Regions from separate parts of the Homo sapiens genome. Here regions 1, 3, 4, 5, 6 and 7 are each linked to region 2. A link is a loop called in an ENCODE intact Hi-C map of the cell type or tissue named here. Cell type or tissue: endothelial cell of umbilical vein. All regions are shown on one strand.

Region 1 (4,000 bases), 80 kb after region 2:
AAACTTGGGATGGAAATGATCATAACCAACCTCCAGATAATAGGTGGTCTCCTTTATCCTTGAATGAGGAACTTTTAAGGTTCAACAAGCAAGAAGAAAGAGAGCTAGTTAGCCTGGAGCACTGAGGCCCGCAAAAGACCAAAAGGCTTTCAAGTATAAACAGGTGGATGATATGTATAATATATGCACATTACATGGGTGTGAAGAACCAGTTCTGTGTTCTCTGAGAGCAAAACATGAGCTCTGAGAGCAGAAAACGACTTGGGTAAATACCTGGGCCAACCACCTCTCTACTCACAAAAAAGGCAATTTCCTTAATGGCTCTAGTGTTCCCCATGGGTGTACCCCCCTTCCTGGCTGCACGCTGGGCCACTGGATGGCACAGTTGCTTCTTCACAGGTGTGGAAGAGGTGAGAGTGTCTTGGATACCTCAAGTACACAGGTGAGGAAGGAGCTGAGGTCATGATTACTTCACATCTGTCCAGACAGTTATTATGACCAAATAAACCCCAAGCATAGAAACAACTTATTAACACAGTCACAAGACACCCAAAAGCTTGTCATTATTTGCTTTGGTACTTATGTCTTTCTCTCACTCACCAACCTCCCTCTCCCAAACAAAATGGAAACACCCTAGAAGTGAGCTGCTTGGGAGGGGCCATGCTGTCACAGCCTGTGTGTTCCTAGGAAGGGACCATGCTTGGCCAACAGCAGGTACTCAATCATGGCTGGCTGAATACAGGAACAAATTCCCCTCACCAGGTAGGTGGGTATTCCTGGACTTTTCCCAGAGAGCACCTGACCTTCTGACCTTCCATTCAATGCTTTTCTATACACAATTATTAGTGGGCATCTTTTTTTTTTTTTTTTTTTTTTTTTTTTTTTGAGACGAAGCTTTGCTCTTGTTGCCCAGGCTGGAGTGCAATGGTGTGATCTTGGCTTACCACAACCTCTACCTCCCGGGTTCAAGCAATTCTCCTGCCTCAGCCTCCCAAGTAGCTGGGACTACAGGCGCATACCACCACATCCGGCTAATTTTTTTGTACTTTTAGTAGAGATGGGGTTTCACCATGTTGGCCAGTCTGGTCCTGAACACCTGACCTCAGGTGATCCACCCGCCGAGGCCTCCCAAAGTGCTGGGATTACAGGCGTGAGCTGGGATTACACCGCGGCTGGCCTAGGGCCGCTTTCTTTAATACATGCATTCCCAGTCTGGTCAACAGAGTCCAGAAATCCTCCTCAGCTTCCCAATGCCCCAGGACAAGGAGGTTATGGGTAAGGAGTCAGGGCTGGACAGCAAGAAGTCCCACTTCAACCTTATAGACTCTGGGAACCTACATGTTCTAGCCTCCTTTACCGACTTAGTCACCAAGCCTCAAGGAGCCCAATCAGGACCCAGCAAGAAAAGGCTTGGGGCATATTAGCCTAGAAAGCAGGGTTGGCCCTTGAGGCAACTAGAAAATCCCTTTTTTGTTACAGAATCTCTGACTTTCTGGGCGGAAGCCTCCATCCCCTGCTTCTTGCATCCCTCCATCCCCCCACCACAGACATAATCTTTTGCTCTTGAAATGGTGTTCAGCTCATGCAGAAAAGGTGTCCTAAAAAGTAGGGTACAAATCTGTAGTTTGTAACTGTTTGACTATGGAAGCCTACTACTTAAAGGAGCCCTAAAATGAAAAACTATATATAAACCCAAGAATTAAAATCAGCTGCGCTTAGTGGCATGCACCGGCAGTCTCAGCTACTCAGGAGGCTGAGGCACGCTTGAACACAGGAAGTCGAGGTTGCAATGAGTTATGATCGCATTACTGCACTCTAGCCTGGGTGACAGAGTGAGACCCTGTCTCTACAAATAAATAAGTAAACACATAAGCCCAAGAATTGTACTATCATGTGTATGTCATTTGTGAAATGCTGGTTTTCAAATACTAGGCTCTCTTAAAGGAAAATGCCCCTCCATCACCCTATTGTTATTTCCTTCATTTCCCTAGCAGCATCTTAAGCTGTTGACTGCCACAGCACCATCAGCCTGCTCCTCACATTCATCAGATAAGTGATGATAACATTGTTCGTGAGTTGGCAAACTTCAATGCCAAGATTCCAGATGCTCCTCCAGCAGAAGTCCAATCAGACTGCGCTCACTTAAAAAAAACAAACTGTTGGCCAGGCGCGGTGGCTCATGCCTGTAATCCTAGCACTTTGGGAGGCTGAGGCGGGTGGATCACGAGGTCAGGAGATCGAGACCATCCTGGCTAACACGGCGAAACCCAGTCTCTACTAAAAATTAAAAAAAAAATTAGCCGGGCGTGGTGGCGGGCGCCTGTAGTCCCAGCTACTCAGAAGGCTGAGGCAGGAGAATGGCCTGAACCCGGGAGGCGGAGCTTGCAGTGAGCCAAGATTGCGCCACTGCACTCCAGCCTGGGCAACAGAGCGAGACTCCGTCTCAAAAAACAAAAAACAAAAATAAAAACAAAAACAAAACAAAACTGTTTCACCCTAGTACACGTGTTCACAGATGAAGAAAAAAAAGTCAGCTGCTACCTCTTAACAGAAGATACACAGACCCTTAAAGCAAAACGGCCTTCCCTTCAGCCTGAGGACACATCCATTAGACACATGCTTTGTTTTGTTGTCCACGGATCTAAAGCTTTGTCCAGCAGCAAAAGTGCCGATGAAAGTAAGCATGGCCCTTACTGCTCACCTGGCAGCAGCTGCTTGTTAGACCCTGGAGGAACTCCAAGAGGAGAGCCACAGAGTCTGACACTACAGTGGCATACTGGCCGGGCCAGGTCACCAGGCTGGGGTGACTGGAGGAGCATTTGGTCTTGACCAGTCAGCCTGATGCCATCCATACCTCTGAGCACTGGGCACACAGCTGGCTTGGAAGGAAAACCTCCTCCCCGAGCCTCAACTAACACGCTGAAAGCCAGATCCATATCCAGAATACAGACCAAAGGAATTCAAAATCCCTGGGGTGGGGGAGTCACTGGGATTTTTCTTGTAAAGGAAGGAAGACAGGATTATCTTTAAGAAAAGGAGGGATGGTTAGATTTTTTTAAATTAGACACAATGGGAAGAAACCGTTTTTTCTTTATTTTTTTAGACGGAGTCTCTGTCTCCCAGGGTGGAGTGCAGTGGCGCGATCTCGGCTCACTGCAACCTCTGCTTCCTGGGTTCAAGCGATTCTCCTGCCTCAGCCCCCTGAGTAGCTGGGATTACAGGGACCCGCCACAATACCCGACTAATTTTTGTATTTTTAGTAGAGACAGGGTTTCACCGTGTTGGCCAGGCTGGTCTCGAACTCCTGGCTTCAGGCAATTGGCCCGCCTCGGCCTCCCAAAGTGTTGGGATTACTGGTGTGAGCCACCACGCCCGGCCAAGAAACTGGTTTTGAATCTGGCTATGTTTTAAAGTCTCCAGCTGATGAATCAGGCAAAAACCAAATTAAAATCAATACACTAGAGTTGCCAATCAGCTTGTTCAAATAAGGTCTGTTTCTACATTTTCATAGGCGGGTCAAGAAAGCGACTCTCTAAATGTTTACAGAGAATACAAAAGGCTCTTGGCTTGCCTGAGTTTACTTTTGTTTCAAGGGCTCTCATCAGACTTGCCAAATCCTGAAAAATCAAGGTGTGAGGTTATCTTGGTATATGGGGCTATTTAGAGCTGACAGGAACTGCTGCTAGGATTTAATAGCTGGCCAGAAATTCATCCCCAAAGATCTCCCAGTCTACCCTGCCCACTGCTGTCCTGCTAATCTTGAAAAACACTCTTTCCCTCATGTCAGTCCCTACTTGAAGATCCAGTGATACCCCCTGGGAACAAGTTCAAACTCTTTTGACAAAGGGTCTAGAGGGAAGGTCAGAACACAGCAGCAGACACAGCACACCTGGCCGCCATGAAGGTACATGCCCAGGGTCCCTGGACAGCCTTAGGGTATCAGGACATCAGGCGGCCAGCCCAGGGTCCCTGGACAGCCTTAGGGTATCAGGACATCAGG
Region 2 (4,000 bases):
CCTTGGCCAACCCTGGGCCCACCTGGGGAATCTGTCTCTCCCCTGGAGCTTCCCTTTCAAGCTTCCACATTGAGGCTCATCTGGAGAACAGCCTCACGGCACCTGGTAAGGGTGCCTTGCACCTGCCCCCAGCAGGCTCTGCCCGACATCAGGAAGCCCACAGAACCCAGTGGAAGACACATTTCATAAGCGCTAGGTGGACGTCAATCAGTGTCAGTCCAAGCAAACTGGAGGTCTGCCCATTTGTGATGTCCCCAAGGTCACAGCTCTACAGTCCCCAGCTACAGTAGAGAATTGTGCTCCAGTGCTGTTGGGAACCCTGACTTGCCACCATCCTAACGCTGTATCTGTGAGCCCTGGGAACCTGGGATCCAGGCCTCATCTGAGCAATGTCCTTAACCAGCAGCTGCTGTGATGCACTGTAAGTTAGCTCTGTACTTGGGACCAATATGTTAGCTGTTGCTTAGTCCAGTTTACATCTTTTTGGCCTTGTGCACCCAAAAAATTGTTAGATGAAGCAGCTAGGTAAACACATGTCAAAACAACCTCTGAAGCTGGCACTATTCTTTTTGGTATTAAAGAAAAAAATTTAGATTTTTCTCTATACCTTTCTCTTTCCTAGACAGTTTTATGTCCTATGCTAATACGGAGGAATGGTGCCTCTCAGACTTTAACAGGCATACAAATCACCAAGGAGGAATGGTAAGATGTAGATTCTGCATCTTTAATAAGCCTGTAGGTGATGTGAATGCTGCTGATCCTTGGGCCGTGCTCTTAGTGGCAAGATGGTGGTGAGAGATGGCATATGGAAGCCCCAGCTTATGATGGTTTGACTTGCACAACTGTCAACTTTATGATGGTGCAAAAGCATTCCGTATAAATGTACTTTGAATTTTGATCCTTACCAGGCTAGCCATGTGCTGTATGATACCCCTTGGAGATGCTAGGCTGAATCATCTCACATAAAGCCTATTTTGTAAGAAGGTGTTGACTATCTCATGTAATTTATCAAATACTGTACAAAAGTGTTCTGAGTGTATTTGAGGTAGGAAAGGTTAAGCTGTGATGTTTAGTAGGTTAGATGTACTTTTTTCTTTTTTTTCTGAGACAGGGTCTTGCTCCCTTCACCCAGGCTGGAGTGCAGTGGTGTGATCACTGCAGCCTTGACCTCCTGGACTCTGGTGATTCTCCCACCTCAGCCTCCCAACTAGCTGGGACTACAGGCGTGTACCACCATGCCCAGTTAATTTTTTGTATTTTCAGTAGAGACAGGGTTTTGCCATGTTGCCCAGGCTGGTGTCAAGCAATCCACCCACCTCGGCCTCCCAGAGTGCTGGGATTACAGGTGTGAGCCACTGTGCCTGCCCCACCCAGCCCTTAAAAAACAAAATAGAGACATGGTCTTGCTCTGTTGCCCAGACTGGAATAAGGTGGAATGATCCTAGCTCACTGCAGCCTTGAACTCCTGGGATCAAGTGATCCTTCTGTCTTAGCTTCCTGAGTAGCTGGGACTACAGGTGTAAGCCACCACACCTAGCCGTACTAGGTGTATTGATGTTGTATAGATGATGTGTCATCTGAAGTCAAGAAGTCTGTGTGTGAGGAAGCACAGTACTCGCGAGGCATTTCTTTGTGGTTTTGCCAGTCTTAGGTTTGCAGCCTTTCTGGACTACCTATTTCGAAGTCTAAAGGGCCCTTTATGGGGTGGGGGCTCTTAGATAGCACCCCTTCCCATCCTGGCCTGGGTCCCTTCCGCTGGGCTGTGTGCAGGTGGCAAGAGGACCTTTCCCCTTCACCTGCCATTTTTCTTCTTTTCCAGCTTTGAATCTCAGCTTTGCTTTGCAGCTGCATGACTGGAAGCTGCTTTTTATTGACATTGGTGTTGGTGATGTGATTCCAGATTTACACTCAGTTTACTCCCTGCTCTTGCTGGCCCTCAGCACTGTGCTTACCCAACTGTGCCAACAGCCCCGGGGAGGTGACGTCAGGGCGCGCCCCCATCCCCAACCCCAAAAATCCCCCTTGATTTGAAAGATGTCTTTTGTTGCTGAACAGGTAACAAAACCACCTGGCTCAAATGCACTTCATTCTCCAGCCTCCCCCCACCCCACCCACTTAAGCTTGCAGCAGGGCAGAAAGGCTTCAGGCTCTCAGGAGTCACGGGAGGCAGCCAGGGCTGGGGAGGGCAAGGGGCCAGCTGTTCAGCACTAAGCCGGAAACGTCTGAGTGAGAGATAAAGAACTCAGCAGCCAGAGCATTCAACAGTTTTATTTGCTGTTGGGGAATGAAGGGAACAGGAAGGAATGACATGGAGGGGAAGGAAGCTCCTTACTCCCGTCACTAAGGTAGGGCACGTGGTACAGAGTGGCTTGTGTGAAGCGGCCGCCCCAAGCTGAGCCTGCAGCTGATAACCACAGACACCCTGGCAGGGAAATCTGTGATCGGAACAACAAAATGCCAAGGAAAACAAAACCCATTTGCATTTGGTATGAATTTCCTGTTTAAATAGGTTTTATTAGCGGGCAAGAAAGGAAAAGTGGTGACTTCAAGGTGTCATTGGGCTGGCAAGGGCTCGGGCCCCTGGAGGGGTACAGTGGGGGCTGGGCCACACTCCCTGCTGCCCGTTTCCTCCTGGGGGCAGCTGCAGCAACCTCTTGGCTTGTCTGCTTCCTGTCTCTTACCTAACAGTCAAGGCTCACTAGAGGAGTCCCGGGCCCCCTAGGCTGGCTCCGGGGGAAAAGGAATCAGGCAGAACCGGCTAGTATTATCCCAAGGAGTGTGGCTGGGCGGAGCTTCCCCACAGATCTCTGAGTGTGGGGAGGACTGGAGAGGCCTCAGGGCAGTCCTGAGAGGGGGCAGGGCTTACAAGGGGCTGAAGCTGCCCTCTGTGGAGGAGGTCAAAGGGCAAAACCTCAGAGCCAGTCTACTGCCTGGCCTTCTCGCTTCACAGGCTCAGACTTCCTCCTCGCCGAAGCCCAAGGCTGCGACGTGTCTGGAATGTTCCGTGTCACAGAGGTGCCTCTGGCAGTGACCTGCATCTCTCACCCTCCTCCACTTCCTTTGCCTCCGAAAAGCTCATGTCATGGACGTGCAAAAGGAGACCTCCTGATAAAATGCCTTCTCAGCCCCGACTCCTCACAAATAAATTAAAACCCACAAAACTGTCCATTCCACAAATCCACAGGCCAGGAGACAGTTTAAAATGAAAATGCATCTTTAAAAAGTAATGGACCACTAACTTCATGGGCTCACCTCATAAATGCTAAAAACCAAACAAATCACCCCAAATCCAAGTAAATTAGCCTGATTTTATCACACAGGAAAGGACTCAGGCTTCTCTCCCCACGTCTGGGCTGGCGGCCTGTCATCCATCGGACGTCCCTCCCCCCACCCCACTCCCCAGAGCTTGGCAGGAAATTCGGGGGCAGATGGGCAGTGGGGAGCTCTCTAGACCATTCTCAGATACCACAGGACCTGCTTCTCAGAAAGGCTCTCCCCCTGTAGGCACTGACCAGGAAGGTGGATGGCTTATCAGAGATGCAAGGTGACAGACCCCATGTGAGGAAGGCCAAGGGCATTTTGTAGTTCAGGCGATGGAGGCACCTTGAATATTTTCTCAATTTTGCTTTATAAACAGCAAGTGCCCTAAGTACCAGTTGATCTAGCTTTCGATCAGCCAAAGAGACCACATTAATCATATCCTCTCCCTCCTCCCTCCCCCCACCACCCAAATCACTGTCTTACAACTGATTCTGGCCAAGGAAATTTGTTAGCAAAATATTTAGGACTAAACTCAGTGCAATCTAAGATTCTGAAGAAGCCAAGTATTCTGTTTTGGCCCTCACCAGCTGCTGCTTGAATTTCTCCATCCTCCAAGACTGTCAAGAATCTGACAGCTCTGCTAACGAAAGCTGCAGACCCTCGGTTCGGTTCCATCGCCCTTTCTCTGGGCTGGTGTGTGAAGCTCCGAATCTGTGACCTCACTAGAATCAGTGTGCGC
Region 3 (4,000 bases), 75 kb before region 2:
GCTATTTTTCCAGGTTTCAGGAGCTTGGGTGAAAGTAATAGCAAGGCCTAATGTCTTTCTTTCTTCAGTGACATGTTGACATTGACATGTGTCTTGATCTATTGCCACAATATTGAACTAAGAAGGAGTCTTGGTTATGTCACTTTACTAGACAAAATTAAACCTGTTTGAAATATACGATGAACTCATGAAAGTGTTATCAACAGATGTTATTAAGATTCCATGTTCAGAATTTTAGAATATCTCCAAGACCATTGGTAAAACTCTCGATGTTTCTGGTGGAATTAAGAGAAAAAGATGAATTTTTTTTTAACGTGGAATAATCACACAGATTTCATGACTTCTAAATAATGTAATTTTTTTTTTTTTTTGAGACGGAGTCTTGCTCTGTCGCCCAGACTGGAGTGCAGTGGCATGATCTCAGCTCACTGCAAGTTCCGCCTCCTGGGTTCACACCATTTTCCTGCCTCAGCCTCCCAGGTAGCTGGGACTACAGGTGCCCGCCACCATGCCCAGCTAATTTTTTTTGTATTTTTAGTAGAGAGGGGGTTTCACCATGTTAGCCAGGATGGTCTCAATCTCCTGACCTTGTGATCCGCCTGCCTCGGCCTCCCAAAGTGCTGGGATTACAGGCGTGAGCCACCGCGCCCGGCCTAAATAATGTAATTTTTTACCCTTCACTAATTTTTTGAGATACATTTGTAGGGAAGTTTCAAGGCTTAACATTGACTCATACCTTGAACTTCTGAGGAGGTGACAAGTAAACAAATCTCTCATAGTCTGTAATCATAGTTCTTATAGGTTCAATTTCTGGTACACACACACACACACACACACACACACTACAGGGGAAATCATAGAAGTATGTTTACAAAGCCCATCACACTTTGCTCTCACTAGGTCAAGTCTATGCTGAACAGAGTTGGTTCTCTTCATTTTTCTACTTTGTATTCTATTACTGCTGTTATTTCTTTCTTTCTAGTCATCCTTGCATTATCATCCTGATTCCCACTATCTCTTGGGTGGGGAGCCTGTTACTGTCTTTCTCCACCACCTGGATGGTGAACGGTAATCACAGAAGAGGGGGCTCCTCTCCCCAGTTCACTATTTGAGGTTCTTCCCATCTTAGCTGCTGAGGACACCTCACTCCTCCTTCCCATCACGTTTCGAAGCTCATTTCAGATATAACTTTCTTATAGCAGTTTAGCATTCCTTTTCTTCCTTCAGTTGTTATTCAACACCTTCATATGTTCTGGAAGGGTCTGATGAAAATACATTGTTAAACCACATGAAGCTGTACTGTAATGTAACTTTTATATTGAAAGACCATGCTTAAAAAATCTAATTATGGCTGTTCCCTAATTAAATCATTTTTCTTTTTCACTGTCTCAGCGGCTATGGCAATAAGAATAATTTTTCATGGAAAATTAAAACCTAGAGGCAGCAGCATAATTTCCTTTGCAGACTCTCGCTCGGCAATAATAACAGCATGTCTGATGTCTTTCCATGACATCACTGATGAGGCGACAGGAACATGAAGTGGCAAGTTTGGGAGCTGCCATTCGCATGGAAACAGCCAGCCAAGAAGTTAGTTATCTGGGAGTTGTTTGTTTATGAACAAGGTTTTCCTGCAGGGAACGTGGGAGGGGAAATACAGTTTTGGATTCAGGAAAAATTTTTAAATTCCATTTCCTATTGTCAAAATAATTCATAGAGAAATGAGTGCTATGAGTGGACATTTTGCTGTTTTGAGTAAGGTTCTTGTTTTTTTTTTTAATTTCCAGTTATGTTGTCTTCATTTTTTCCGAGCTATTTTTAATGCCTTTGATCATCACAATCTTCTGTGTTGCAAAAATAGGATAACAATTCTGTTTCACAACTTCTGACTTGAATGAATTCGCTCATTTATCATTTGTTCATTTACTGGGGAGATGTCCTTACTTTCTGTAAACTTCCTGACTCTAAGGTTTTTATGGGTGCCGTTAGTGTCCCAGATAATTTTTTAAAAAATGAAAGTCGTTTTTGCAACATAAAGGCCAGTTAATTGGGAATATTTGCACGGCCTCCTCTAGGGGATGAATTGATGTGTGCTTGGTTTATTGTAGTATGGTGTCCAATAAATGAGTGTGGGGTGAGTACTCACTCAAAAACTGATTTTATTCTGCACACCTTTGCACTCCTGTCAGAAACAGAGAAAGGTGGAATTCTGCATATATCTCGTAAAGTAACTTCATTGCCCCATTTTCCTGTGATATACCCATTCCTTCCTTTCTTTGTGCCATTTATTCTATAGGGGTTCGGTTTTCTTTTTAAAGACCCTCTGTGTGTATCCCTAAAACTAAGTTCCCTAAGGTGTGGCTGAACATAGGGTAGTTAGCAAAGAGCACAGTAAGTTCTGCTGGTGCCCCAACCAGAGGGCGGACAATGGCCAGGACCTATGGCCTGTGTCAGCAGAGTGACTGCCATAGTCAAAGCAGACCTAGATGAAGCAGCTCTTGGGAAATTTGAAGGAGTAGACTTTTTTATGGGAAAGCTAAGTTTGGATGCATCAATGATAGAAAGGCATGACATGTAAATTTGGAAGAATTTTAGCAGATATTTACTTGGTACAATTTTGTGAAAATAACTGTCTGTTACATTGTGCCTTAGAGACATCTTGGTGGCCTGGTACCCGGATGCCTCCTCAGACTTGTTTTCCTGTTCTATCCCCAAAAGTGGAATTTGTATAAAGTGTAGTTATTCACCCATTTTTTTCCTGCTTAAAATTGCTCTCCTCTCTTACAAAAAGTAGTCCAAATTTGCTTTTTCTCCTTCTTGCTTGCTTGCTTTCTTTTTTTTTTTGAGACAGAGTCTCGCTCTGTCGCTCAGGCTGGAGTGCAGTGGCGCGATCTCAGCTCACTGCAATCTCTGCCTCCCAGTTCAAGCAATTCTCCTGCCTCTGCCTGCTGAGTAGCTGGGACTACAGGCCCGTGCCACCAAGCCCAGTTAATTTTTGTATTTTTTTTAGTAGAGATGGGGTTTTACCATGTTGGCCAGGCTGGTCTCGAACCCGTCCGACCTCAAGTGATCCGCCTGCCTGGGCCCCACAAAATGCTGGAATTACAGTCATGAGCCACCGTGCCCGGCCGGCCCCTTTTCCCCTTCTTCACTCTATGGTGGCACTTTGCGCTAACCTGGTCGTTCTTTAGATAAAGATGTTTGGTGTTGTTTTGTTTATGTATAAGTAGACTGTGTCTGATTTTAAGGCCAGACAGTGAAGTACGAGCAAATTGTGCTTGTTTATAGGACTCCAAAATAGCCAGTTAGTCAAGTATGCAACAAGAAAAGTTTTTAAGTCAACAGCTAATTGCTTTGTATCACATAAATACAACTAGCCATGAGACTGAATTTGTAATTTTGGTTGTTTCTGTGCAGTTTGACAGGAGAAGGGTTGAAGGGGAGGATTGTGTGGGGAACAGGGTCTCCCTGGCCACATTTCCATGTCAGTCTTCTTGTGTGAGCTCTGGGGTGGTGTGGGGTGGGGATTGCTGCACAAGGAGCAGGCCCAGGGTTGCATCTGTGTCCAAGAAGAATTCTGTCTTATTTCTTTCCTGCCTCACCCTCAGGCCATTATTCCCTACTTAGGGCTTTATGTGTTTTCCGCACAATTTTCTGGCATGGTTATGGTTGGCCTTGAATATAGTAGGTGATTAGTCAATATTTGATATATCAAATGCCCACCACTTTCCCTTTTCTCCCCTTCAGGAGAAGAAAAGTAAAGGAAAACAGAAAAATAATAATAATCAGGTAACTATACTTCCCAGCAATCCACCTGCTCTATCAGCCTGTGAGCCCAAGGAAGGCAGGGCACATCCTACTCAGGGTTACATCCCCAGCACCTAGCAGAGCACCCAGAGGCATAATTTGAATTGCAAAAGAGTTGGTGATTTTTACAGTACTTCCAAAATTTGTAGTCCAAATGGAATTAGGAGCCATTATTTTCAAGTCTCAGGTTAGTCCT
Region 4 (4,000 bases), 68 kb after region 2:
GATAAAATGAATCTTCTTAAAATTCTTTGGTCTGGGTGAACCTGAGAGAGTTCGACATCTGAAAAATAAAGTCATTTCAAAAACACAGTCAGTTGCCTGCTGGACAGCTGAGACGTCTCCACATAAAGACAGGAAGGAAGGACCAGACAAATGGCTTGAGTCACCCCAAAGCAGGCAGGAGTCCGCGAGGATAATGAAGACAACACGGCTGGAAGCAAGGAAGCTTAAAAAAGGCCCAATAATAGACAACTTCTTGATAATACTGTTATTATTTTACATGGGTCTCTAAAAAGCCAACTAATCAAGAATATTGTCCCCTGCATTAAAAAAAACAAAAACCTATGCAGATTCCAAAGACATTATTCTTTATTGTTGTCTTAAAAAGAATCCTGCTGTATCAACGAAGGGGAAGGGAACCAAAAACTGTACATTTAAAGGGGGTAGGGAAACATCGGAAAATTCAGTTCAAAAACAAGCCTGAATCATTTTTCTTCTGCAACAAGATTTTGGCCTGAATTACCTGGACAGCTGTCTTAAGTTTCAACTTGACCTGCTATGCCTGGGAGGTCACAGCTTTACACTGAATGAGAAATCAGAGACCCAACTAGTTGCTGTTTTTGTTTTGTTTTGTTTTTAAGATAAATTTTAAATAAACATTTGTTGAGCTAAAATGGCTTGGATTCAAGTTTTTTTAAAATTTTTATTTTGCTGGAGTATATAGCATTTGCCTGTACTATAGGACTGGCAAAATAGACCATAGGCCAAGGAGACCTTATTTGTGTGTAGTGTTTTCACCTGGCAAATTTTAAGTTACAAAACCACAATCACAACGACAGAAAAGCAAAATGCTCAACAAACAAGAGTCTCAGTTTATTCTAGATAAAAGGGGCTGTGACTTTTCGATTTTGGGTTTTGCTACCGAAAAACCTTTCTGACCTAGGCCACAGGAGCCAGCTCCTGCCATGGGACATGGGTGCCTGTGACCTGATTCTTGACTCTAAAGAAAGATTCTGGGCTGGGGCGTGGTGGCTCACGCCTGTAATCACAGCACTTTGGGAGGCCGAGGAGGGTGGATCAACTGAGGTCAGGAGTTCCAGACCAGCCTGGCCAATATGGTGAAACCCCGTCTCTACTAAAAATACAAAAATCAGCCTGGCGCGGTGGCAGGTGCCTGTAATCCCAGCTACTCAGGAGGCTGAGGCAGGAGAATCGCTTCAACCCGGGAGGCCGAGGTTGCAATGAGCCAAGATCGTGCCACTGTGCTCCAGCCTGGGTGACAGAGTGAGACACAGTCTGGAAAAAAAAAAAAAAGAAAGATTCTTTTAAAGGCTTGCAGAACCCTGTTTGAGGACATTTAGTAGATGCTTCCTGTGGCTTTCAGGAGGGGTTAGAGTGGGGTTGGGATTGACACTCCCCCACCCAACTCTAGGCCTCCAAACCCAGATTTTTTAATTTTTTAAAAAGAAAGACAAGGCCTTGCTCTGTCGCCCAGGCTGGAATGCAGTGGTGCCATCATAGCTCACTGCAGCCCCAAAATCCTCCCACCTCAGCCTCCCAAAGTGCTGGGATTATAGGTGTGAGCCACTGCGCCTGGGCCACTAAACCCAGATTTAATTGGCTAAGGTTCAAGGAGATAGGGCCTCACTCTGCCTTTTGCTCTCTGAGAGCAGACCCAGAACTCCAAACAGCCTCATTTCTTCCTCCAGAATGACTGCTCGAATCTGCAGGCCACTCAAAGTTCCCACCTGTCACACACACGCAAAGAAGGTTCTTGAAACATGGAGTCACTGGAAAGAGGAGAATCCCTGAAAGCATAAAGTGGTTTCTAGATAGGGCCAAGGGTTCAGAAGCATCCTTATACCACTTCCCTGGCTTCCTTTCCCAGGAGCAGAGCTTCCTGGGCCAGTCAATCTGAGGGCAGCAGGCCAAGAGCTAGACAGTGTGCGGGTTCAGGCGGCTCGCAGATCCTGCCACCTCAGCAGACTCTGGCTCCTTCCTCCCACCTCCCAGCTGCAGGAAGCTGGGACTGACGCCAGCACAGACGAAGGATGGCCTGAGTTGCTCTCTGCAGAAAGAGGGGCCCCAGATTCCTCAGCCTTCTTCTGGAAGTGGAAAGCCACAAAAGGGCCACAGGTGGCTGTCTGTACCAGCAAAGGAAGGAGCTGAGGCTGTGATCACTTTAACAGCTGCGGCCACCAGCATCCATCCACCCAGTCTGGAAAACCAGGGCAGGTGCCGATGGCAGCCACGTTTGCTGCAAACAAATAGAGGTTTTTCTTGACAACTAGTAGAGACGGCTTAACTCCTTATTTTTGGACACCAGGTAACCACTAGGCAGGTGCAAAACTTCTCAGTCCAAGTCCTCTCATGACGCATGCTCAGTTCTTGGAGTTACAGGTAGATACAGGAAATCCACTAACAAACCACGATGTGCTAGAGGAAAGTAGGACTTTTAACAGGGTAACTTAACAAGATGTTTTATTTCCATATCAGCACCCAATTCTAACTGCACATACACCTTACTAATCTAGCCCTTCATTAAGCAAGCTGTTTGTTGTGTTGCCTTTTTTTTTTTTTTTTTTTTTTTTTTTTTTTTTTTAAGCATTCAACCAAATCACCAGGGAATCTAAGAAATGCTTTAAGAGAATTGTGGCGTTGGCAACAATTGCCAAGGAACTGGAATACCGGGCGCTCAGGTTGGCAGGTTAAGCGAAGAATGAATTAATTTCACAGCCGCCTGCAACAGCGTGTAAACATCCATTTAAAAACATACATTTTAAGTGATGCAAAATTAAATTAGCATAGAATTAAATTAAAAACTAATTTAATGAAAGATTAGCTCTTTCTTGTTAGCACTGATTACAGGATATACTTAATTATGCAAAAGGTTTAATAGATTCCTTGGAGCCATTTGTTCTTCTGCTAAGCTTAAAAGCAAGTTGGGCTAATAGCCTTCCACCCCCACAGTTCCCAAAATACTTCAGCATCATTATTGGTGTTACCATTTCACAGACCAGAGAAGGCTTCAGCGATCAGCCAATTGGTCTTCCCATTTTATAGATGGGAAAACTGAGGCCCCAGAGACACTAAGTCAATTTACAATGCTACATACCCAGTTGGAGTCAGGCTAAGAACTCAGGTTCCCAGGCTCTCAAACTAATGTCTCTTCTTCTACATCATGCTAATATAACTCCTAGGAATAAGTGAATGTCTAAGTAAATATGAGAACAGTTATGCTTTTTAAGTTCTCTTTTTTTTAAGTTTTCTTTTTTAAGAAACTCCAGGCTAGAGTGCAGTGTTGAGCATAGCTCATTTAAGTCTTGAACTCCTGGGTTCAAGCGATCCTGTCGCCTCAGCCTCCTGAGTAGCTGGAACTACAGGTGCACATCCATGTGCCTGGTTAATTTTTTTTTTTTTTTTTTTTTGTAGAGATGGGGTCTCACTACATTGCCCAGGATGATCTCAAACTCCTAACCTCAAGCAACCCCTCTGCCTCAACCTCTCAAAGTGCTGGGGTTACAGGTGTGAGCCACCGTGCCCAGCCAATATGAGAACCTTATTTATTTATGTATTTTTGTGTTGACTGATTGATTGTAGACATGGGGGTCTCACTACATTGCCCAGGCTGGTCTTGAACTCCTAGACTAAGCAATCTTCCTGCCTCCACCTCCCCAAGTGCTAGGATGATAGGTGTGAGCCACTGCACCCGGCTGAGAACTTTTTTAAATCAAAAAAAGGTCCTTTAGTGGAATAAACACTTGATTTCTAAAACTCTTCTGATTTCTGACATTCTTAGAATTTTATAATAACAAGATTTGAGGTTCAGTGCAGTATTCTGTGAACGCTGGTACAAGTCACAGTTGAGGCCAACAAGCATTTTTACTGCATTCATTTGTGCTACCACAAGGCTGAGGACCAGTCTGGGTGGATTCCGTGAAGAGGGGTGACAGCGCACCAACCAGGAACGCAGAACCCACGTCCTCCTCCAGCCTCTCCTCGA
Region 5 (4,000 bases), 140 kb before region 2:
CATGAGCCACCGTGCCCAGCTAATTTTTGTATTTTTAGGAGAGATGGGGTTTCACCATGTTAGCCAGGATGTTCTCGATCACCTGACCTCGTGATCTGCCCGCCTTGTATATTTTATTCTCAGAACTGAAGGATAAGGAAATACAGTAAAACCAAATGTAAGACATGCTTAACAGTGCATTCTTGCTCACTAGAGGACAGGAAAGGATCCTTGATCCAGTTGCCTACTTGATATCTCTGCTTGGGTGTCCCAAAAGCATCTCAAGTTCATAATTTTCAAGACTGAATTCATGATTTTCTCCAGTCAAGCGTTTTCAACTTTTTCCTGTCTTAATGCACCACCCCTAACCCTGTTCCAACGTGTTCTCCGTACTACAGCCAGAGCAACCTTGTCAAAATACAAGTTAGACCATATTATTCGCTCCCTACCCTGGGTTTATTCCTCCATCTTCTCAAGCTACACTTGCCTTCCTCCAATTTCTTCTTGCCACAGGGCCTTTGCACATGCCGTGTTTATGTCTGGAATGTCGTGTCCCTTGCACTGTTCTACCCTGTCTCCTGTAGCCAGTTTAACTTTGAATTTCCCTCTCAAACGTCACGTATATGGGGAAGCTTTCCCTATTCTCACTGATTAGGTCAGTTTCCCTTATTGTATAGCATGGTCCTTTAGTCTCCTTTATAACAGTTATCAATGTAGTGTTTTCATTTATTTTATATGAACAAAACACATACGGTTCCCACCCATGTGACACAGTGTATTTGAGGGGTGGAGGAGACATTAATAATATATACAGGAGCTCCCTTTTCTGACTCTGTCAGTCAGATAATTAGTGGGTTAATTGAAAGTCACATAAATCAGGGAATCTTATTTTTATTTTTATTTTTTTGAGATGGAGTCTCACTCTGTCACCCAGGCTAGAGTGCAGTGGCACGACCTTGGCTCACTGCAACCTCCACCTCCCAGATCCAAGTGATTCTCCTGCCTCAGCCTCCTGAGTAGCTGGGACTATAGGCACCCACCACTTTACCCAGCTAATTTTTGTATTTTTAGTAAGAGACAGGGTTTCCCCATATTGGCCAGGCTGGTCTTGAACTCCTGACCTTGTGATCTGCCCATCTCGGCCTCCCAAAGTGCTGGGATTACAGGCGTGAGTCACCACACCTGGCCTATTTTTATATTTTTTTAAAAAGACAAGGTCTTACCCCTGCTGCCCAGGCTGGAGTGCAATGGCATGATCATGGTTCACTGCAGCCTTGACCTCCTGGGCTCAAACGATTCTCCCACCTTAGCCTCCCAAGTAGCTGAGATTACAGTCTCAACCCACCACACTCAGCTGAATTTTTAAATTTTTTGTAGAGACAGGCTTGCTGTGTTGCCCAGGCTGGTCTGAAACTCCCAGACTCAAATTATCCTTCCATTTTGGCCTCCCAAAGTGCTGGGATTATAGGTGTGAGTTACTGCACCTGGCCTAGGGAATCATCTTTTGCTGAAACAATCTATTTATTTTAATTAAAGACATATAAATGTGCATTAATTTGCTGATTTTGTGGTAAGGCTTTTCGTTTGTGTGTGGATTGTTGACTGGTGTCCGTTTCTTGCATATACTACCCTTAGCATATACTCTATGATTTTCCATTGAAATACATGGTTAAAGTAGAATGAGGCCTTTGGTACTTTGAAACAATATAAATCAAGAGTCTTTGATTTTTAATTCTTTTTCCTTTTTGCCCTATCCCTTCACACTTGCCTTGCCCACACCTGTTTTGTCAGCCATTTTTCCAGTGATTCAAATGTATTCTTAGCAGCGGCTATGGTCTTAGGTTGGTGTGTGGTGGAGAAAGACAGCCGTCACACTGACAGCATGGTGGCTCTGCAGTCCACTGCCTCTCCTGTGTGTCTGAAGTGCCATGAGTGTGTGTTGCTTTGGCCCTGTTGCCCCTGAGGGAGATGACTTCGGAGAACACAAGCACCGGGGTCCTGTGCCTGGGAGGTGGTCCCACGTCTGGAGCCAGAGGCTCACTCCGCTGTCCTCTAACACTTCCCACAAGTCTGTTTGGTCCTACTAGTCCTGTGTATCTCTTTTCTAGTTAAAGTTATTTCTTTGTATTTTTGGGTAGGAGGGTTAAAATACAAGGTGTTCCCTAGGCATGTTTTCTTTTCCTCACATCCATGGCCATTCAAACACCCTGATGCCTCTTGGAATATATAACTCAGCAGTTTTCTTTGTTTTAAGAGGGCATGGAGTACACATGTCTGGGGCCTCGCTGACCTTACATTCCAAAGTCCTGGGCCTCCCGCAGTGAGGCCAGCTGCCGTTTCACCCAGTGCACCTCCTCCTTCCTCCTCAATGCCCTGCCTGCAGTATGTGCTCTGTGCTTCCTTCTGGTGCACAACAGGCCATGGGCCTGTATCCTGCCTCCCTTGATTCATGTGAGCTTAATGTCAAGTGGGAAAAGCCACTTCCTAGAAGAATAGCAATTGACTGATGTCACCCCTGATCCATTGCAATGGAGGATGGGATCTTCCTTTCTCTGTTCATCTTTTGGTTGGGGGTGCTGACATCTATTACAGCACGACTAGTGTAACAGAATATCCCTCAGATAATTGGCTGCTTGGTCAATTATCTGAGTGTTTGCAGCTTATCTATTTGTATGTCAGTGTCTCCCATTAGATTATGAGGTCCGTGAAGGCAAAATATGAATGGGCGTTTAACAGCTAGGGCTTTGGAGCCAGACAGACCTCAATTCAAATTCTGGCTTTGCCATTTACCAGCTCTTCTCACCGCAGGCAAATTATCTAAACTCTTTGTCTCAGTTTCCTCATCTGTACAATGAGGGTAATAATAATAAATACCTTCCTCATAAGATTATTGTGCAACTTTAAGAAAGATGCAGTATATAAAACATTTAAAACAAAAAATGCAGCATATAACACATTTAAAACATATAAAAGAAAAAACCAGCAAAGTGCTTGGTTTGTGGCAAGTGTTCAATAAATGTTACCTGTGATGCTGCTATTAATGATAATTCTCAGCACCTTGTAAGTTGCTGTAAGTATTTGCACAATGAGTTTATGCAGCAAGTAAGGATTGAAGGCCCTTGCTAGACTGGAAACATTTAAATGCTAGGTTCTCCAGGAAGTTGTACAGATCAGACCTGATCTTGGATGGAGTGCTTGCCCATGCTAATAAAATTAACAAAGAACATTTCTTGAGCAGGCATCATTCCAGGAGATCAGTTCATTGAGTTAGTTGGGATTATTATGTTATATCCTGCTGGAATGGTTTCATTTATTTTTATTCATTATTAGGATAACTCTGGGAACTTGAATTAGTAGATTGAATATGCTTCTTTTTTTATTTTTTTGAGACAAGGTCTTGCTCTGTCGCCCAGGTTGGATTGCAGTGGCGTGATCTTGGCTCACTGCAACCTCTGCCTCCTGAGCTCAGGTGATTCTCCTCCCTTGGCCTCCTGAGTAGCTGGGATTATAGGTGCTCGCCACCACCATGCCTGGCTAACTTTTGTATTTTTAGTAGAGACGGGGTTTCACCATGTTGGCCAAGCTGGTCTAGAACTCCTGACCTCAACTGATCCACCTGTCTTAGCCTCCCAAAGTGCTGGGATTACAGGCCTGAGCCACCATGCCCGGCCAATAAAATGCATTTCTAACTGATGAGAGAAGCAGGTTGCAACCTCAGTGATATGCACTGTGTGTGAGAACTAGGATTTTGATTCTAAATTGTAAGAGAAAAGCAGTTCGTGGTGTGGCTACAATTGAAAAATAAATGTACCCTTCGGAAGTCCTTAAAGGGTCCCTGAACCAGAATTCCAGCAATGCCAGGTTAATGGTTGAAAAAGCCAGCCTATGGCCACCCAACTGAAGTTCTGGGATTCTTTTTTTCAATTTCATCCCTTGAAACTGGTTCTTTTTGTTGTGATTCCACGGAGCTGTTTGGTGTAGCCTGGGTAAATAACCTTTTCAATTTTTAATAATCTGTAGT
Region 6 (4,000 bases), 51 kb before region 2:
TTCCCTGGGTTGGAGATCAGAGTCAAGTGTGGAGCACAAAGAGGGAGACTGGTGTGGCTTGAGAGTCAGGACCAAAGCAAGGTTCCACTCAGTGGACTGTGTGGCCTTGGGTGGTTGGGGTGCAGTGAGAGAGGAGGGGAGCGAAGAGGCAGCTTCAGTGGTTCCATCCTCAGTGCTAATACCTGGGGGCCCTGTGCTCTAGGTCCCACCACCAGGTGGATCACTCAGGAAGCCCCTGGTACAAATGGGAAAAGCAATGCATTCCCACAACTAGTGCTCAGCAAATGATGGGGAGGTGGCAATGATGCTCTTCAAGGGCTAGGCAGGAAGTGAAAACTGGGTAGATTTCACACCTGTGTGTTTTTAGTAGAATTACTGATCATCCTGGATGACCTTGTCACCCAGGAGCTGGAAGTCAGGAATTAAAGTTTTGCTTCTTGTCACACACTCACACCAGTGCATTCCTTTGTAAGCCTCCAAGTGCTCCAGAGTCACAGGGGGCTCCTTTTTTTTTTTCTTTTCCCTATTTTACCCCTTTGCTTTTAAATGCTTGTTTTGGGCTTAATGATAAAAGATTTTGTTTTGTGTGCTGACACTACATGTTCCTACATGTCTCAGAGCAAATTTTAAGCTTTCAAGCACATGAGGAGCCTCTTCCCCTGTGCTGACTTTCCAAGTGAGCAAAAAGGAAGCCAGTACCAAGCCTGTTGCATGTTCATGTGCCCTCCAGGGAGGATCAGAGGCTCAGGTTCTTTTTTTTTTTTTTTTTTTTTTTTTTTTTTTGAGATGTAGTCTCGCTCTGTCACATAGGCTGGAGTGCAGTGGCGTGATCTCGGCTCACTGCATGCTCCCTCTCCCGGGTTCCAGCGATTCTCCTGCCTCAGCCTCCCTAGTAGCTGGGACTGCAGGCGCCCGCCATCACGCCTGGCTAATTTTTTGTATTTTTAGTAGAGACGGGGTTTCACCATGTTAGCCAGGATGGTCTTGATCTCCTGACCTCGTGATCCGCCCGTCTTGGCCTCCCAAAGTGCTGGGATTACAGGCATGAGCCACCGCGCCCGGTTGGCTCAGGTTCTTTCCACCCTTTGTCGAATGTGACTGAGCCAGGCTCTGCGGCACTGACCTTGGTCCTGGGATGGCTTCCAAGTCTTTGACCTTAAGAGTTCACAATGCAGAGAGGGGAGATAGGCTTGTAAACAGATCACTGATTAATAGGACAGTAGTGGGGCATCACGCACGTAGAAACCACGTGCTGGGGAGAGAACACATCATCCTTTCAGAGGAGTCTTGCCTGTACCGAATAGATTAAAAATGGGCCCGTCCAACCCCACAGTTGTCCCACGGTGCAAACAACTTCAGTCTACATTCTCTACAGAAATAAGATAAAGGGTCTCAGGCAGCAGCACACTTGTTCCTTAGGTGATAAAACTTGAGAATTTTGAATTTTGGAAAGGTGACTCAGGAGAAGGCAGGAGACTATACAAACATTTCCAGGAAGTGGCAGACGGCGAAGGCACCGGAGTGGCTGCTAAACCAACCTTCTTTTCAAGTAAGGGCTGGTTTAAAATTTTTAAGATGTGTTTTTTTTGGCAAAAGGTGCATTTCAGAGGAATGAGCAGACCAGCTATCTATCTCACGGCAGACAGGATTCCTCCTAAGCTAAAGAGGCTCACGGAGGAGCAGAGGCACAAATCCCAGGCTGTGGGTATGGTGGGGGACAGGGCAGTTGTCCCTTTTTACCAGCTGGACTGAAAGTCACCTGAGTTAGGCAGTCAGAGAACAAGGAGAGAAGCCAATCAAAGAAGGCCTTGAACAGCGGGTAAAAACAGGCAAGGACAATAAAGACAATGGTGAGGACATAGAAATGACAAGTTGGGTCCTTTATAAATCAAGCGAAGTGTTCCATTATGCGGAGCTGCCAGCACAGCCAACATCCATCAGTGGGATGGAGCCTTTCTCAGCAAGTCCAAGAAATACATCTCCATTGGCACCGTCCCAGGCCATGTCTAAGAAGTTGCAAAAGGAAAGAATGACTAACAACATAGTTAACTTCAGTCAAGACTAATGAAGGGGGTGGGGGGAATGAAGAGAAACATTACAAAAAAGGAAGGTAATCAAACAGGCACAAACAATGTAAAATATTTCTTCAAACAGCTAAATATTAATGAATTGGGAGACCTAGATGAAATACATTTTGAGGAAAAGTGAAAATGGAAAATATGCAACAATGAGAAAGAGAAGACTTGATTAGGCTAATAGCTATTAAAGATCACCCCCAGCTAGGAGATCTAGATCCAGGGGCCTTCAAGTCACGGGTAACTTTCAGAGTCAAGATCATCTATAACTGTTGCAGGATAATAAGCAGAGAAGCTGATGAACTCACTTATGTGGTTAGTACAACATTGTTTCCAAGACCAGACAATTGCATTGAGAGGTAATAACATTTTAGTCCACTTCATTTATGACCATAGATGCAGAAGTCCTAAATTAAATGTTAATAAAAAAAAAAAAAAGAAGGGCCAGGCACGGTGGCTCACGCCTATAATTCCAGCACTTTGGGAGGCCAAGGCGGGTGGGATTGCTTGAGCCCAGGAGTTCAAGACCAGCCTGGGCAACAAAGTGAGACGTTGTCTCTACAAACAAATATTAAAAATTAGCTGGGTGTGGCAGTGTATGCCTATAGGCCCAGCTACTCGGGAGGAGTGCTTGAGTCCTGGGAGGTCGAGGCTACAGTGAGCTGAGATCACGCCACTGCACTCCAGCCTGGGCGACAAAGCGAGACCCTGTCTCAAAAAAAAAAAAAAAGGGAAGAGAAAAGAGGGACATTCATCATGCGCATCAGCTCAAAAGTTGTCATTCAATATGATCTTTGAGAAAAAGCCACCACTAGTCTCCACTTAGAGAAATCTCTTTCCCTATCCTTTGTATTCTTGTAATTGTCTGTCTGGCTGGGCTTCTACTTCTTTATTGCCCCTGAGGACAATACCCAGGTCTTTTTTTGTAATCAAGGTTTTTGCTACAAATCAATAAAGCGAGGCAGAAAGTGATACCAAATGACTTAACTACAAAGAAAAGTTCCAAAATCTCACCATGTTTATATCCTATCATGAGAATTCTGTATTTGTAGTTCCAGACTTCTTTCTGAGATGGTAATGCGTGACGATGAGGTTCATAAACATACTCCTTCCTTCTGCTTGTCTGTCTGCTGCCTTGCTCCCAGCTTGGAGACCCAAAGAGGCCTCCAAGACAGCACATGAAATCCCCTTGAGGGAGATGGTAGCTGAACCTCTCCCAACCTGGCCTACATCCCACCTCTCACTGCAAGAAAGCAGTTTCTTAAGCTTACCTTCCCCATGGAAGCTGTTTTGACCTGCAGGATGTGGAAGACTGGAAGCCAGAAACATCTTTCCTTAAGCAGACATTCCAAGTGTGGACAGAGCGGGGCCACTGGTTCACACACTCTCTTGGTGCTGGGGGGTTCGAGGCACTTCTGGGGTCTGAGTCCTGTGGCTGCCATTCCTGAGACACCTTTCTGGAATTTCCAGCCTTGAGAGATGTGGAGGTAACCTCTTCCCTCTCCTCTGGCTTCTAGATATTTGCAAATAATTAATTAATGATTTAATCACTCCTTTCCCCAGGATGCACCTGGTTTCTTAGAATGTGTCATGGATCAGAAAGATGGGAGCATTAGGTGAGGACGGAGAGATGGTGCATTGGACAAAGGCTGGGTGACAGATAAGTTTTTATCTGGAGGATCCGAGAACAGGTTAATGAGCACATCTGACCTTGGAGACGAGTTCTGCACTGCTGAGACAAAATGGAAATGAGTTTTCTTAATATACCCCTTCCCTGGAGAGAGATGAGGGCGGCCTTGGCTGTGCGCCTCCCTTTTGAAGAATTTGGAAGTTAAATGCTTCTTTGAACATTCTCACCTCCAAAACAGACTAAGACTTAGCCTTTTCTACACCAAATGCTTGGCTCAGAGGCACCGCTAAGTACA
Region 7 (4,000 bases), 120 kb before region 2:
TTGCACGCCACCTCACAGACTGTTAAATGTTACCATGAGGGCTATTTTGTCTACTATGTGTAGATTTTACTAGAATCATTTTTGGAGAGTAAAAGTTGACCTCCTTGTGACTTCATTCTCAGATTATGAAAATAAACTATCTGGAGCTGTAGAGTTCATTTTCACCATCCACAACAAGGCCTTTGTGTATTCATGCACACACACACACACTCATGCACACATACACACACACACACACAGTTTGACTGTAAGGCAATACGTGGCTCGAGGAATTAATCTAACTACCTTGCAGAATTATTTATTATAGTTTAATATTAGAATACTCCTGTTTGTTTATTCATTTGTTCAGGATTTATCAAGTACCTATGAAATGTCAAACATGTTGCTAGGCCTAAAGCTGCAGAGACGTAGGAGACGCATTTCTTAGCCTTAACGCAGAGTTGGATGGAGGGGCTGGCCTGTACACTCGGGCTGGCACAGGGTATGGGTGGGCCAGCGGGTGAGCTCCAGTAATTCGGCATGGGAGGAGCAAGGAAAGCTTCCCTGGTGGATAGATTTGAGCTGAGTCAGGCAGGATGGGAAGGGACTTTCCAGTTTGATAAGGAGAAAGGGCTCTCCTTGTCAGGCAGGCAGAGGGAGCATCAAGTGGTGGCTAAGGGTGCCAGCAGGGGTGACACCGCAGGACTGGCAGGCAGGTGATGGGCAGCTTCCCTCATTCCTCAGTGCCTCAAGTGCTCTCCTCTCTAACATAGAACCAATGACTGTTAATTACCCCATGATTAAAGGATTCAGTACATGCAGAGCCCTTAGAACAGCACCTGGCAGTGTGAGTAGCCCTCACAGTTCAGTTAGCTAACCCAGAGGAATGTCAGCTATTTATTGTTAATTTTGGCAGCATGACTTCTTTTTTTTGTTTTGTTTTTGAGACCGCCTCACCCTGTCGCCCAGGCTGGAGTGCGGTGGCGTGATCTCAGTTCACTGCAATCTCCGCCTCCCGGTTCTAAGCGATTCTCCTGCCTCAGCCTCCCGAGTAGCTGAGATTACAGGTGTGCGCCACCACACCTGGCTAATTTTTGATATTTTTAGTAGAGACGGGGTTTCGCCATGTTGTCCAGGCTGGTCTTGAACACCTGACCTCAAGTGATCTGCCCTCCTCGGCCTCCCCAAGTGCTGGGATTACAGGCATGAGCCACCACCCCTAGCCCTTTGGCAGCATGACTTTTGAGGAGTTATAATAACCCATTTAGAACCCTGAGACCTCAGTAGGACTTGTTGCTAGGTTATTTTGGACTGAGTATCCTGAAAAGGAAAATGACTGCCATGAACTCAGTCATATCCAGAGCCCTGGGAGATGGAGCTAAGTAATGAACATATTGCCTGTTTTTACTCTCTGTATCCCAGGATCTGTGTGCTCTTTTACTCCCCTCCATGGAAGGGGCCTTTTCTTTTGGCCTGAAACATTAGCCCTGGAAGTTACTGGGTGAACATGCTATTCACAGAAGTGGAAGAGCATCCCTTTAGTCCCTCCTCTCAATTTCTGCTCTTACACTAGGCTGTTGAGGTTTTGGTTACATTTAGCTCTATTTTGAGTAACTGCTGGGCATGGTGGTTCAAGCCAGTAATCCCAACACTTTGGGGGGCAAAGGCAGGCAGATCACTTGAGGCCATGAGTTCAAGACCAGCCTGGCCAACATGGTGAAACCCCATCTCTACTAAAAATACAAAAATTAGCTGGGCATGGTGGCACACACCTGTAATCCCAGCTACTTGGGAGGCTGAGACAGGAGAATCGCTTGAACCCAGGAGGCAGAGGTTGCAGTGAGCCAAGATCACGCCACCGCACTCCATCCTGGGCAACAGAGCAAGACTCTGGCTCAAAAAAAAAAAAAAAAGAATTTTTGAGTAACACATTTATCATACCGGGGGCAGTTACGCAGGTGTGAGCCAGATCACCTTTGCCCTCCTCCTTTCAGCTCTTGAGGGCTAACTTCCCAGCAGATGGCAGTACAGCACGGTTGGCCTCGCGTCCTGTGCTCTGCAGAGGCAGGGTTGGACAAAGATCAAGATTAGAGTCTAAAGTTGCAAAAATAGAATCTGTTCATTAAAACAGGGGAAACTTTATTATTTAGGCACACATGAAAACTTAAGGTAGCCTTTGTAGTAAGCCACATGTTTCTCTTGTCAGCGCTTCACGTCTAAACAATATGTTCATACTTCACACTGCCTGAACTAGCATCAAAAATTGTAGTTTGTTCCCAGCTAGCAGAATAATCCTTCTGAAATGTTTAGAATTAATCAAAAGTTTAATTGTACCTGTTCATTTCCTCTATCAAATATAGAAGAAAAATCTGTGTCACCCTCTGCTAACATGTTACTCTCTGCTAACATGTACAAATGAGTTCTCAGTACAAAAGTCTGATTTCATTAAACTGACTCATCAAAAGGAATTATAAGGGTGAGTCCAAATCAGAATGTCTTCATTACAGGTAATTTAAATGCCAAGTTTATATTCCTCCAGTCTGCCTTTTTTTCCCTTGTCTCTCGGGATGGAGTAAAATGTCCCTTCTCCTTTTTTCTGTTTTTTAATTTTCATATCACACCAGATAGTTTATAGGACTGCTCTGAGTCAGCTGGATTAGTGAATGGAATATTTAAAGAGACAGAACTAAAATAGAAGTTGAGGTTGGGTGCAGTGGCTCACGCCTGTAATCCCAGTGCTTTAGGAGGCTGAGGCAGGAGAATCGCTTGAGGCCAGGAATTCAATACCACTGAGCAACATAGTGAGATCCTGCTGCTACAAAAATGAAAAAAAAAAAAAGAAAGAAAGAAAGAGTAGCCATACATGGTGGCTCATGCCTGTAGTCCTAGCTACTCAGGAGGCTGAGGTGGGAGGATTGCTTGAGCCCAGGAGTTTGAGGCTGCAGTGACCATGTCATTGCACTCCAGCCAGGGCAACAGAGTGATACTAGATAGATAGATAAATGGATAGATAGAACAAGAGCTTAATTGCTTTTTAAAATACAGGTTACATCTATTTCTTTCTCTCTCCTCTTCTTAGCATGTAAGATTTTTGAAGACACAGCCCCAGCGTCATTTTATCTTTCACGAGTAAACATCATTCTAATGGTGAAAGTACTTTGCTGAAGTGACTCAACTCTGGAATTCTGAGTCATCCTTCATTTGGCCCAAGCAGAAAAAGCCTCAATAAATACTAAAGTGCAGCAAGCTGTTAAGCTCTTGATAAATCTACTCATAATTTATTTGCCTCTTGATCAAAATGTTTCCTTTTAAGAGGAATTTAAAAAGTTTTAAAAGTCTAATTGTATGTTTCTTTACTTTTATGCAGAAAACATCTCCTGCAAAGATCTGTAGGTAAGTTTACTGCCCTCCCCCCAAAAAGCCATAATATAAGATTTAACCTATTTTTAACTTGAATGATAAACTGTTCAAGATTCATACTCTAAGAGGTGGCAGAAGAATTTATTATAAACATTCATATATCCCTAATTTGTGTCTTAGTCTAAAATTTCTTGTGTTTTTCTTTTCTTTCTGAAATATTTTATTCCAAAAGAGAAAACACCAGAACCAACCTGTGCTAGATTTCAGTCATTGATGCCCAAAACTTTACTAACAGTTGTGTAATACTGATGGAGAATGAAAATGAAAAACATGGAAATGACTTAAAAATTTAAAAGTAATGTTTGTAGTTTATTTAGTCTTTAATATTTTCCGTGGTGGAAAAAGCACCAGCCTGGAAGTCCTGGGATCTGAACTGCAGTCCTGGGCCATAGCAGGGTGATTGTGGGCAGCTTTCCTCGTCCTCTTTGCCTCAGTTTCCTCAGCTACAGCGTAAACTGGGCCGTCCTGTCATGCAGACCCCGGTGCCTGCAGCATTTGAATTCTAACCTGGGTGCCTTGCATCTGACTGCTTCCCGCTTCCTCTGCAGGCCAAGCAGCTCAGTCCTGGAGACAGAAAACCAACAGAGGTGCTTTGATAGAT

Evidence for each region. Peaks named below come from ENCODE experiments on the same cell type or tissue, not always from the same donor. Only the 100,000 strongest peaks of a DNase experiment are listed, where the experiment ranks them.
Region 1: it touches region 2 in a loop (7-fold over the local background); 4 of 110 quality-filtered maps call a loop at or near these places.
Region 3: it touches region 2 in a loop (4-fold over the local background); 4 of 110 quality-filtered maps call a loop at or near these places.
Region 4: a loop joins it to region 2, with 5 times the contacts of the local background. A loop is called at or near these places in 4 of 110 quality-filtered maps.
Region 5: it touches region 2 in a loop (9-fold over the local background); 2 of 110 quality-filtered maps call a loop at or near these places.
Region 6: it touches region 2 in a loop (5-fold over the local background); 8 of 110 quality-filtered maps call a loop at or near these places.
Region 7: a loop joins it to region 2, with 10 times the contacts of the local background. A loop is called at or near these places in 6 of 110 quality-filtered maps.

What each region holds. Positions count from the first base shown.
Region 1 is chr18:23,178,382-23,182,381 of GRCh38, reverse strand. The region is part of intron 1 of CABLES1 (Cdk5 and Abl enzyme substrate 1); the gene reads right to left. Among named protein-coding and RNA genes, the nearest start is that of CABLES1, 45 kb to the right of the region's middle. RefSeq lists a silencer at 1,696-1,745. In endothelial cell of umbilical vein, no CTCF peak of the experiment used is centred here; a DNase peak (open chromatin) is centred at 2,041; H3K27ac peaks cover 1,770 bases.
Region 2 is chr18:23,258,721-23,262,720 of GRCh38, reverse strand. CABLES1 (Cdk5 and Abl enzyme substrate 1) reads right to left here. Exons shown (of 10, transcript NM_001100619.3): 10 at 2,251-4,000. It also overlaps a transcript of SLC35D4 not described here. Among named protein-coding and RNA genes, the nearest start is that of CABLES1, 130 kb to the right of the region's middle. RefSeq lists enhancers at 3,079-3,128, 2,759-3,422. In endothelial cell of umbilical vein, no CTCF peak of the experiment used is centred here; DNase peaks (open chromatin) are centred at 2,340 and 3,650; H3K27ac peaks cover 2,614 bases.
Region 3 is chr18:23,333,846-23,337,845 of GRCh38, reverse strand. All of the region lies in intron 13 of SLC35D4 (solute carrier family 35 member D4), which reads left to right. Among named protein-coding and RNA genes, the nearest start is that of SLC35D4, 100 kb to the left of the region's middle. In endothelial cell of umbilical vein, no CTCF peak of the experiment used is centred here; a DNase peak (open chromatin) is centred at 1,575.
Region 4 is chr18:23,190,506-23,194,505 of GRCh38, reverse strand. It overlaps CABLES1 (Cdk5 and Abl enzyme substrate 1), which reads right to left. Exons shown (of 10, transcript NM_001100619.3): 3 at 1-58. Among named protein-coding and RNA genes, the nearest start is that of CABLES1, 57 kb to the right of the region's middle. RefSeq lists a silencer at 55-255. In endothelial cell of umbilical vein, no CTCF peak of the experiment used is centred here; DNase peaks (open chromatin) are centred at 125 and 1,975; H3K27ac peaks cover 1,872 bases.
Region 5 is chr18:23,399,992-23,403,991 of GRCh38, reverse strand. All of the region lies in intron 3 of SLC35D4 (solute carrier family 35 member D4), which reads left to right. Among named protein-coding and RNA genes, the nearest start is that of SLC35D4, 36 kb to the left of the region's middle. In endothelial cell of umbilical vein, no CTCF peak of the experiment used is centred here; a DNase peak (open chromatin) is centred at 2,351; H3K27ac peaks cover 2,096 bases.
Region 6 is chr18:23,309,910-23,313,909 of GRCh38, reverse strand. The region is part of intron 13 of SLC35D4 (solute carrier family 35 member D4); the gene reads left to right. Among named protein-coding and RNA genes, the nearest start is that of SLC35D4, 130 kb to the left of the region's middle. In endothelial cell of umbilical vein, no CTCF peak of the experiment used is centred here; a DNase peak (open chromatin) is centred at 1,979; H3K27ac peaks cover 1,997 bases.
Region 7 is chr18:23,377,018-23,381,017 of GRCh38, reverse strand. SLC35D4 (solute carrier family 35 member D4) reads left to right here. Exons shown (of 15, transcript NM_032933.6): 6 at 3,347-3,372. Among named protein-coding and RNA genes, the nearest start is that of SLC35D4, 59 kb to the left of the region's middle. RefSeq lists an enhancer at 2,735-2,864. In endothelial cell of umbilical vein, a CTCF peak has its summit at 1,994 (motif pointing right); DNase peaks (open chromatin) are centred at 697, 807, 2,027 and 3,147; H3K27ac peaks cover 3,767 bases.